Linked DNA regions of Mus musculus: region 2 is linked to region 1. Evidence: chromatin loops called from intact Hi-C (ENCODE). Cell type or tissue: left cerebral cortex. All regions are shown on one strand. Each heading gives the region's core, and the rest is flanking DNA. Links, peaks and the distances in the headings are about the cores only. Region 1 overlaps Grip1 (glutamate receptor interacting protein 1). Region 2 overlaps Grip1 (glutamate receptor interacting protein 1).

Region 1 (5,380 bases), core at 317-5,316:
TAGCTCATTCACTCATTATCATATGATGAATTTCTTATGAAATTGGTGAGCTTTTTTTTTTTAAATCAATGGCATCACTAAATAAGATGTGGGTGTCATCAATAAATTGTACCATACTCTCAGACGTCATGTAAATGGAGTTTCTCCCCCTGTGAGGAAGTACTTGGGATATAACCCACCAGATTATACCAAAGACTAATGTACTTGGGATATAACCCACCAGATTATACCAAAGACTAATGTACTTGGGATATAACCCACCAGATTATACCAAAGACTAATGTACTTGGGATATAACCCACCAGATTATACCAAAGACTAATTGAAACAGACAATCCTACAGACTTAATTGAATCTGGCTGCATTTCCCATTTGAGAAGGTTGGCTTTCAGAGTCAGCTTGCTCTGTCTGCTTTTCCAAAGCAGTAAAATACAGGTGGAATGGAATCCCCTCTGCCTAATTCAAGGAGGCCCTGACACTGGAACCAAAGATGCTCTGTGACATCACTGTTTTGTGACATGCCTTCTGCCAAAGCTCTGGCTACTTCATGTTTGATGAGATGCCGGCTCACTGTGACATATTCAGCCTACGATGATGCATCTTAAAGTTGGGGACCCAACAGCCAGCTAGGTCCACAAGTGTTCAACGACATCCCATAAATAAAGAGTGCCTCTGGTGAGGTCTGTGGATGCTCTGTTCACCTGTAAAGGCAACGCCTCTGGCTGGTTAGCATCTTGTCCTCAGAGCAACCCTGATGAATCAGACAAGGAATGGGTTTTCTCTGAGTTTCTGAACTTGATAGTTGGCGATTACTTCCTTCATTATATCATCTTTTTTACGCTGTTCTTGGAAAACGCTTTTCCTGGCTGAAGTGCTTTCCAGCAAATTTATTTTAGACACGAAAAGCCTCAGCAACACGAGGAGACTGCAAGCATTTTGGAAGACTTTGAGTCAGGTTGTGCGCACACACACTGCAATCACACAGTGCAAATCACAGAGGGTGTGGATGAGCCTTGGTGTGTATTGATTACAAGAAATGTGTTCAAGGAATAGCAGCCCAAGCAATGTTTTTAAGCTCTTGTCCCACTTTCTACATTTCAGACTTCTTCCTCATGCAAGCTGGGCGTGTGTGTGTGTGTGTGTGTGTGTGTGTGTGTGTGTGTGTGTGATGTGCCACAAATCTTAGTTAAATTTGAGGATATATCAGGGAAGCTAAATTTAGGAGATATAGACTGTCACTACACTATAATATAATAGATTATTCGTGAAAAAAAGCATTATAACATGAAAATACCTCCAAAACTCAGAGGACGCTCTGAAAGAGCATTATGGCACTACTGTTCAGGCAAATATCAAAGGACTACAATTTGCATCATTGTGTTACTGCTACCATGTGAGTGAGTTTTCACCCCTCAGCCTCCATCAATCACAGCAGGGGGTTTGTCACGGAGAAATAATTCCCCTGGCTTTCAGTGCCACAGAAATTGGGAGCTAAATTATTTATTAGACAGTGCTCAGAAGGTATAAATACGACACAGCCATGGTTAGACTTCAAAAAGCCAGAAGGGGAAAAAATGGGATACGGGTACAAGTTCATGATGATCCTTGCTCAAAAAGATAGGGAATGATTTTTAATTTTTAAAATGTAGATCACACATAGCTGTCGCCTGCCTCCCCTTCATCTGGGCACATAAACACAGTGATCTTGGCAGGGAAATGCGTTCTCTCTTCACCCTGAGGCATTTCTGAGCATTTTAAATCTAAGGGGACCCGTCTAAGCCTCGCCAGGAACCTAGAGCCCTGACAGGTACAAGAAAAAATTTAGTCCTCCGCTATTTTAAAGTCAATTTACAAAGGTCTCCATGTGGGTGGTTTTTGTTTTTATTCTACAGGTATTGCTACTGCTACTGACGGCAAGCCAGTTCCCCTAACTTAATAACAAGGTTATGAACAAGCATCAGAAAAAAAGCATTTGAACCTTCAGAGTACAAACAACACACACTTCATCCCAGGGAACTGTCCAGAAGTTGGGACGGTGAGCATTAAGCCTGAGCAGCAACTCCAACACGAACAATGACTTTCAAACAAATCAACCTCCTCTATCTCGAAAGGAGAGAAAAAAACAACACGCACATGAGATGATTGAAAAGAAATTACAACTTCAACAGAACATATTCTAGCCAACCTACAAGACACTTTTTCGAACGGCTCCTTAAAGTAACAGAGTCAATCGATTCCACCTACAATTTTAACCTCTGTATAGACCCGCACTGGTAATAGCGTCTCGGTATGATCCGGTGGCCATACACTCAACAAATCAAGCAGGATGGATCTAGCACTTCCCAAGAACACCATCTGGAAAGTCTTTTGCCTCTAAGAGTAAAGGAAAGAAGCAGGCAAGGTTTATTGTTAGCCGGTGCATGTGAGAAGGACCAGGAAGGGGAGGGGTGGTGGTGGGAAGCGCTTACTTCGAAAATGCTCCGAAGCATAGTAATAGACATCCTCGTAGCCCTCCTGGTAGTCCTCTTCCGGCCGGTACTTTTTCCCCTTTCTTCTCCTAGATCTCCGAATCTGCTTGACAAATCCCAGGAAGCGGTCCATGACTGGCTCCCGGGGCAGCCGCGGCAGAGGCGCAGCCAGCAGCAGAGCCGAGAGCCCAGCTGCTCTTCAAGCCGGTGGAGCATGAATGACCCTCACCAAGCCCGGGGACCGGGACTCATCACCCTCCAGCCTTTCTCCTTGTGCCCATCAAGGCTGAGAGAGTTCAGCCACAGCAGGAGAAAACACAACAGCGACGTGGGAGTAGCTTGGGAAGACTTCTCTTTTAGCCCAAGAAACTGACAATTCTCCTATTTTTTTTTTTTTTTAAGGATGGGTGGGTTAGAGAAAAAAAGTAAGATTATGATAAAAGATATCAATTAAAGAAGGAAAAGGGGAAAAATAACCCGCGAAGCTGTGGGCTTCAACTTGTTTCAGAACCAAACAAAAGTTCAAGATATGCAGCTTGAAGCAAGAGGCATCCCAGCACTAAAATGTCACTACCCCACACCTCCATCACCGAGCGGGGGTGGGGAAGCGCGCTAGTCAATGGACTGAACCAAAGTAGGGAGAGCCTGGCTTTGCCCACCTGCTAATCCTGCCCACTCCTATTAGCATTCCTCTGCTCAAAGCACAGCAGCCGGATGGAAAACTTCCTAGAAAGCTGCGGTTTAGGAGTAGGGAAGGCTGGTTAACCCTTCGGCTCTCTGGCAAGCCACACTAGTGATCTTGCAAAGTGGTTTCACCCATACGCACAGCCCTCTTGCTGACTGAGCGTGCTGCATGTGTTAATTGGAGCAGCAGGGAGAAGGCTCAGCAGCTGCTTTCAAACCCACTGGGCATTAATGTATTCCAATCGCTGTTTGATCTAAATATTAAAATGCGCTTCTCAGAGAAGCCTCTCATAGGCTTAGGAACAGCAAATAAAGGGACTGGTAAAGGGACCGGCGGCCAGCAGCGTGGTGTCAGGGAAAGGGAACACAAACAATCCAACTTGGAACTCCAGGTTGATTCAGGCTGAGAGGTGTCACACCGCTTAACAATAAAACACAGGAGCTGAGAGGCAGATGAAACTCCACTCTGAATTGAATGTGTCCAAGCCTTTATCCTTATCTTCAAAATTCACAAACAACTTAAAAACAAAAACAAAACCCCCAACTCTATCAAAAATACTTGAGTCCAAAGGACCGAAGTTCCCTAGAGGCTACATGGGAAAACATGACTCCTGTGTAACACTCCCTCCTCTAGGGTCTTTCTTCAGAGGGTCTCCGCATGGATGGGGGTTCCTAACAGGAGGAACAAGTCATTTGGTTCCCAGTCTAATTCATCACTCACATGTCAGCCTATTACCTAGCGGACTAATGATATTCCTCAGCTCCTTGTTCCCAGAATTGTAATTTAAAGAAATGCCTTGTGACGGAATAATGGTTGTTCAATAACCATATCATAACGAGTGTGCAAGCCACCCCAAGGGGGCTGGCTGTACTCCCACTACTTGTCGTTGGGTTCACAGGCAATTGGTCTCTCTCCTGCATTTAGACAGGGCTCAGTTTTCAGATATAGATTGCTCATAATGAAGGCGGGACAATTTTATTTAGGAAGTCAAATATTTACCGACCAGGAATGTTCTGGCTCTGAAGTGTGTGCAGTCACATGCAATCCTCCCATGAATTTCCCCTATGCTTTGAGGTTTCTCATTCTGCATGCTGGAGAAGGCTGGATTTGTGTCGAGAGACACAGACCTAACGATGCTGACAGAAAGATGCTATAAAACATTTCATGAACATCTTTAAACAACAGCAACAACAACAACAAAAATCACCGTCCTTAGGTTCTGAATCTTTTTGTTATTATTCTGGCTTCCTCAACCAAAGCAGAACAATTAAAACCAATTACGCAGAGGCTTGCAGATGTGCAGTCGAGACTTTGAATAACAGGTCAGTAAGTGAGTAGCAGCATGGTCTCTCAAATCAGCCTAAGAGCACTACACAAGGGTGCGTAGCCCTCCTCGGGGAAGAAAAGAAGCCGCAGGACTGGTTCCAGGCCACAGCTTATCAACTGAACAAGGTTGGGGCAGGGAGTAGACAGTTTCTGCTGCTAATTAAGAGATTATCTTGTCTACCCAAGAGTCACTTGCATGAAATACCAAGTCTTTCCTATGCCATTGTTCCTGAAAACAGAGCGAGCCGGATAGTTTTATGTCCACTAAAGTCCTCAGAGAAGAAGGAGGCTCAATTGAGAAAATGCCTCCATAAGATCAGGCTGCAGGTAAACTTGAGATCAATTAGGGATGGGTGGGGAAGGCCCAGGCCACCCTGGGCGGGACCATCCCTGGGCTACTGGTCTTGGGTAGTATAAGAAAGATGACTGTATGGTGCGAAGCAAGCCAGTAAGCAGCATCCTTCCATGGCCTCTGCATCAGCTCCTGCCTCCAGGTTCCTGCCCTGTGTGAGTTCCTGTCCTGACTTCCTTCAATGATGGACAGTGCTGTGGAAGTGTGAGTCAAATAAACCCTTTCCTCCCCAGCTTGCTCTTATAATGGTCATGGTGTTTCATTACAACAATAGAAACCATAACCAAGACACAGAGTAGGAATAGCAGGGTAGTGATCTTTTTTTTCTTAATTGAACCAAGCAAATACCCTCATTGGTGTAATTAATTTAGAAAACGCATGTGTTCTCCAGAAACAATGCAGAGACCCATTTTATCTACCTGCATCTACAACTACCGCTGTAACGGGCAGCTACACAGTAGCCTGAGTGGATGCTGTGTATTAGTTAAAAGCTCCTTTCCAATCCAGAAGGGCCGACACACTCGGAGGAGCAGAGCTCTTGCCAATGGA
Region 2 (5,380 bases), core at 217-5,216, 88 kb before region 1:
ACAGCATACTTACAGAAAGGGCTGAGAATTTTCATATACGAAGACGGGGACAACTTGAAACTATCATTTATATCCACTCAGTCATTCACTCAATGACCAGCACAGCTCAATCCTATACTACCCAGTTGGCTTTATAAGACATAGAATTTTATTCTATTACAATTTCTCCCTAGATGTCTTCAGCTATAATTTTTAAGTCCAGTAGTTGGTATTCTAACCTCATACCAAAAAAAAAAAATGAGATTTGTTTTACTTTCTAAATCTAATCATTACTTTAGTTTGGTCTGGTTTGAGCCTAATGAGCAATTTTTTAAAAAATCAAATAAAATTAGGATCCAATTCACAATTGAAGGGTTTGATGTACTTGGATGTAAAATATTCGATGGAAAAATTCTTCTATTTACACTGTACTTTATTAAAATTGACGATTTAACTCTGAAATTCTTAACAGTATTCAAGAGCTCGGAGCCTGTGCAAAGCATGGCAGATTAGTAAATGCATCAAAAAATCCCATCTTCTCTGTAATTGTTAAATCACCTCTTCAAATAAGACCAGCACAAAATGGCTATGTTTTTGCAGCTTTTGAAATATTAAAAGATAGCCATTAAATAAATACCATTTTGTGCATGTACAGTTGACACACTTTAGTAGATTCCCGGAAAATTCATGCCATTGAGTCATATTTGCTATACATTGTAAGGACAGCTTCTTTTTTAAAAAAAGTTATACATTATATGCATTATATGCGTTCTCTATCTTTCCGGTAGTCAGTCAAGATAAAGGTAAGTTACTTTTGATTCTTCTGCAACCATACACCTCCTTATCCATTCATCAAGTCTAGGTTCAAAAATACTCACTAAAACTCTCTGGTGGCTCCCTGCTTTTTCCAGTTTTGATTCTCAGTGATTTAATGCAAGCCTTCAGATGGTCTCTCCTAGCCCCTCCTCAACTGTAGCTAGAGAGTCTTATAAATTCCCATAAACCATGTTCGCTACTATTTTCTATTGCCACGATTATAAAAATATAGTCTTTAGCAATGTACATGGGGATTTTGTTATGAGCAGCCTCACAGCTAACTTCATGTTTGGCTCTTGACCCATCTTGCTACCTTTCTTGGACTTTCTGGGATTCATTGTGTGGTCTCATGTTTCCGCAGACAGCCTTCTCCCTGCCCATGGTCCCCAGTACCTCTCCTGTTATGTTCCTGTTTGATCCCTCAGCTCTCACCTTCAGCTTAGTTCTACAACTTTGGAATGGATGTTTGATTTGAACAAAGGCATTGCTGTCAGCCCATCTGTCTCCCTTCTAGGTAAAGCATTGTTGGAAGGAATGGTTCTTCTTATTTTTGTTACCCGGTGTCAATAGGCTTGCCTGGAGTAAGGCAGACAGCCACTCCTTATAAGTTGAATGAGTGGATGCTTGCTTACCTTTCCCTAAGACCGATTCTTGGGAGCACAGTGACAGGAAACTGTGCAGACAAATAACAAGCGAGCCTGCAGCTATACAAAGATCTCCAACCGATGTACTCAATCTATGGTTTGCAACCCCTTTACGGAGCTAACAGCCCTTTCATAGGGGCCGCCTAAGACCACCAGAAAAGCACAGATAGTCACATTGTGATTCACAACGGCAGCAAATTGTAGTTATGAAGTAGCAACAAGAAGAATAGAATGCTTGGGAGTCGTCACCACAACACGAGGAACTGTGTTAAAGGGTCACAGCCTTAGGGAGGTGGAGAACCTCTGCTCTGGCTTACCACACAGGGGTTGTTGCTGACTCCCTCAGCCGCGTCTCTCCTTTACCCTGTCTTCACCAACTCTGCAGTGGGAACGTGGATGAAGGTACTCCAGATCTAGAAGTTTAAGGGGTTGTAACTACTTGGAATCATTTAAGAGTGTGCTCTCCAAGATGGCCGTCCACCCAGGCTACCCAGTCTCTGGAGAGTTCTTGGGCTGGGAGGAACAGTATGTACCCAGTGTAAATATTTTACCTGGCTATCTCTTTGCCATCACATAGATGGTGCTTTCTAGAGCTATTTACACACCCTTCTTTGAAGTAGGATTTGCTCTGGTTGATACATGTAGACTCACAGTGATTTCTGATGAGAAATAAAAATATCCTTATTTTCTTTATCTAGCTCCTCCACTCCCTTTCTGTGTTAAAAAGATCACTGAAAAAGAGGAGTGAATGGCCTAAACAGAAGCACAAAAGGCCACTTACTGTTATTACATTTGTCCCAAGCCTAGGTGAATACTCTTGGTTTACTTTTATTCCCTTTGAGGAAACAGAGTTTTTAAATCAGGAGAGAAGATACTGTGCTGTTCTGGTCATTGATTTTCCTATCTGATCCCTTTGTATAGGGTCCTGGGAACCGACAGACTCACTGTAGGTGGAGACATGGAGGTCTCACGAAGTAGCTCCTGGAATCTGCATGGAGAACATTCACGGAGGAAGCTGGGTATCAACCGAGCTGAACGTTATCATTTTTGATCTTCCAGCCTCTCAGATGTGTTCTTCCAAGTGAGCGTATGGGTCAGAAGCACATGCACTTAAGTCCTAGAAGGACTGAATTAAAATCCGAAGACCTCTGTCATTTCAGGATTCTGGAAGTGGGAGCAAGCCAGGTGTGCCACCATAGAGGGAGGACACTGAATCACGACAGCTCTAGGTTTCAAGTCTTGACACATTTTTGATAACACCATGCAGCCCGTTCCTCAAACTCTCAAGACAGGAAGGAATCCCAATTTAGGCACTGAGTAGTCTCTCTTCCTCACCCTTCCCATAGCTCACACACAGCCCCCAACAGGAATTTGATCAGATTATGAAAATAGGATTTGGTCAGATTACAAGACTGTGATTAATATTTATACAATTCTGTTTTTATCATGAAATAGAGTCTAACTTCTAAAAACTGTAGTCCCGAGTGATCTTTTGATGTGTAACTTAGTTTTGGTTTGAAAATACCCTCTATTAAAAGAAAAACCCAGCAAGTTACAGATGATAAAATACCTACAACAACCTGTTCTCATACTTCAATAACTCATGGCAGAAAAATGAAATATCTTGAATTTTGTAGACAGAGGGCAGTATGCACAAGCCAACTGTATAAGCAAAAAGCCTGTGTGTCAATTTTATAGGAAATACTTCATGCAAGACAGCTTTGTGTAATATGACTTTTAAGCTTCAAAGCTTATTTACATATTTATTGAGGCTTGGTATTTTTGGTCATTGTGAAAGAAATCACTTTGTGGCTGAGGGAGGTGTTTGTTCATTTCTTGATTTCAGAGAATGTGTGCATCTGATGTCACCATGGCTTTGGAAATGGTGCACACACAGATGTGGTGGCAAGCAGAGTGCCAGGAAGCTCAGTAGTTAAAAATGATCACCAATCTTGTCATGCTCTGTCATTATGCAAATGCAAGGAACATGTTGCCAAAGTGACTTATATTAGTGCACTGAGAGAGAATTGAAAATATAATCTTCAGCAGATCATTCTAAAAATTACCCATGCCTTAAAATGGGGATGTTCATCCAAATAGAACCACGTTAGTCTTTTCTCCAAATGTTTATGATATTGCACTAAAATCCAACACAGAAACATGGACAAATAAAATTAATTTAGTGGAGATTAAAGGATATTAACTTTAAATATTTTTGCCTGTTTGAGAAGAAGTGTCTTATCCATTTTTGTGTCTTCGTTTAGATGATGACTAACTGGTAATCTCTGTGTAGGAGATAACAGTTGACTGGTACACCCTGTTTCCTGCAACAAAGTATTTACAGGCATAGGAGCGCTGATCAAATCAATGCTACCCAGGGTCATCACAGTACAGTTTCCATGGAGACATTTCTCTGACTCCAGACTTCAGCAATTGCACTGCAATTTCCTTTAAACCCCTAGCTAGCTTTCAGATGTAGGTTCTTCCAGCTGTTCAGAAAGGGGCTGGCTGTCCTCCCGAACTACAAAAGCACAGTCAATGACATTGAAGGATTCTTCCCACCTCGGATGGCCACTAATTCTGAGCTGTCATCACAATTGGAATAAGATGGTGACGAGGAAGCCTTCAGTAAGACAATGAAGGGGATTTTATTTGTACTTCTTTTCCAATTTGTCTAGCCTAAAAATCTACTCTAACTACACCACCTTCTGGAAAGGAACACCAAAGTAATTAAAGTTCAAGCTTTATTCCTAAGGAAAAGATAGCAATAATTAAGACTAATGTCTCCTAAGCAATTTCTCTAAAATTAAATTCCTTACTGTGTTCCTCAACAACCCATGTCTCCATAAGTTCAGGGAAGAAGAAGATAAACACAGCCAGGCATGGCCCCCTGTGCAAATTCTCTCTTATGCTCTTTGTATATACAGAAAGGAAGATGCCTGTATAAATTGTTGATTCTTTCTCATAGAACACCCTGGAGATCTATAAATCTGCAGGAGGAAAAAAAAACCCTCCTACACCCTATAATAGAGACAGAGGATGACTATATAATTTATTGTCCAATTAGGAAAAATTTTAGAATGAAAGGAGGTGCCACTAATACCAATTACTAGAAAAGAGGCATGCTGGGACTCTCTAGGATGGCATTATTGTCTGAGTATAGCCCCGTAAAACAAAACAAAACACTCTGAGAGCTAAAGATAATGGAAAGATAGTCATAACACTGATTTCCACACTTGAAGATTATAACACATGAGGACAATGGATATTACCCCGTCTTTTTCTAGAAGGCTATAATGACAACAAGAGGGAATTGCATTAAAGATATTTCTGCATCAGGAAAATGAAAGTTATAGCAATTAGATCCATCCACAATCACTACGGTTTTCATTCGGAGGATTTGGGCTCTCTCCTCCCTCCCCAGTGACAGATGGTAACCTGTGGCAAATGCAGGGAGCACTAGAGAAGCAATGGACTTCTGGGAACCAGCTAACACTCTCAGGTTCTGTGACACCACTGAGAACAACTGACTAAGAAGCAACAACACACTGATGCCTTCATGCTAAAGAAACACAACCCTTCCAAGACAGACATGGGATGCCTGCCAATTTAACTGTTCCCACTTCTATCCATCATAGGTGCTACCACCCAATAACACACGACCAGACTTGAGTGGCTGAGTTTCATATACCCTAAGCCCCATTGAATAGCAGACTGGCATAGAGCTTCAGTCTCTGCAGATGTTTTGACATACATGAAAAACCTTAGTGATCAGAAGCAGAGATTTGAGAATAGAACACTAAGGTTCAGACACAGGTAGATTGGACATACAATGAAAGGAAAAAGAATGGAAGGGGTCTTGGAGCCATTGACATGCAGTCCACTCATTTCCTGAAAGGCCACGGATCTCTGAATTTAAAGTATCTTCCTTAATAGCACTT

The links. Peaks named below come from ENCODE experiments on the same cell type or tissue, not always from the same donor. Only the 100,000 strongest peaks of a DNase experiment are listed, where the experiment ranks them.
Region 2: a loop joins it to region 1, with 3 times the contacts of the local background. A loop is called at or near these places in 2 of 42 quality-filtered maps.

The regions. Positions count from the first base shown.
Region 1 is chr10:119,689,710-119,695,089 of GRCm38, reverse strand. The region is part of intron 1 of Grip1 (glutamate receptor interacting protein 1); the gene reads right to left. Among named protein-coding and RNA genes, the nearest start is that of Gm46207, 55 kb to the left of the region's middle. In left cerebral cortex, for the core only: no CTCF peak of the experiment used is centred there; DNase peaks (open chromatin) are centred at 2,411, 2,639, 3,117, 3,259 and 2 more places; H3K4me3 peaks cover 2,301 bases; H3K27ac peaks cover 651 bases.
Region 2 is chr10:119,777,558-119,782,937 of GRCm38, reverse strand. All of the region lies in intron 1 of Grip1 (glutamate receptor interacting protein 1), which reads right to left. It overlaps Gm51815 (a long non-coding RNA gene), which reads left to right. Exons shown (of 3, transcript XR_003949037.1): 3 at 1-318. Among named protein-coding and RNA genes, the nearest start is that of Grip1os2, 19 kb to the right of the region's middle. In left cerebral cortex, for the core only: a CTCF peak has its summit at 3,086; a DNase peak (open chromatin) is centred at 3,296.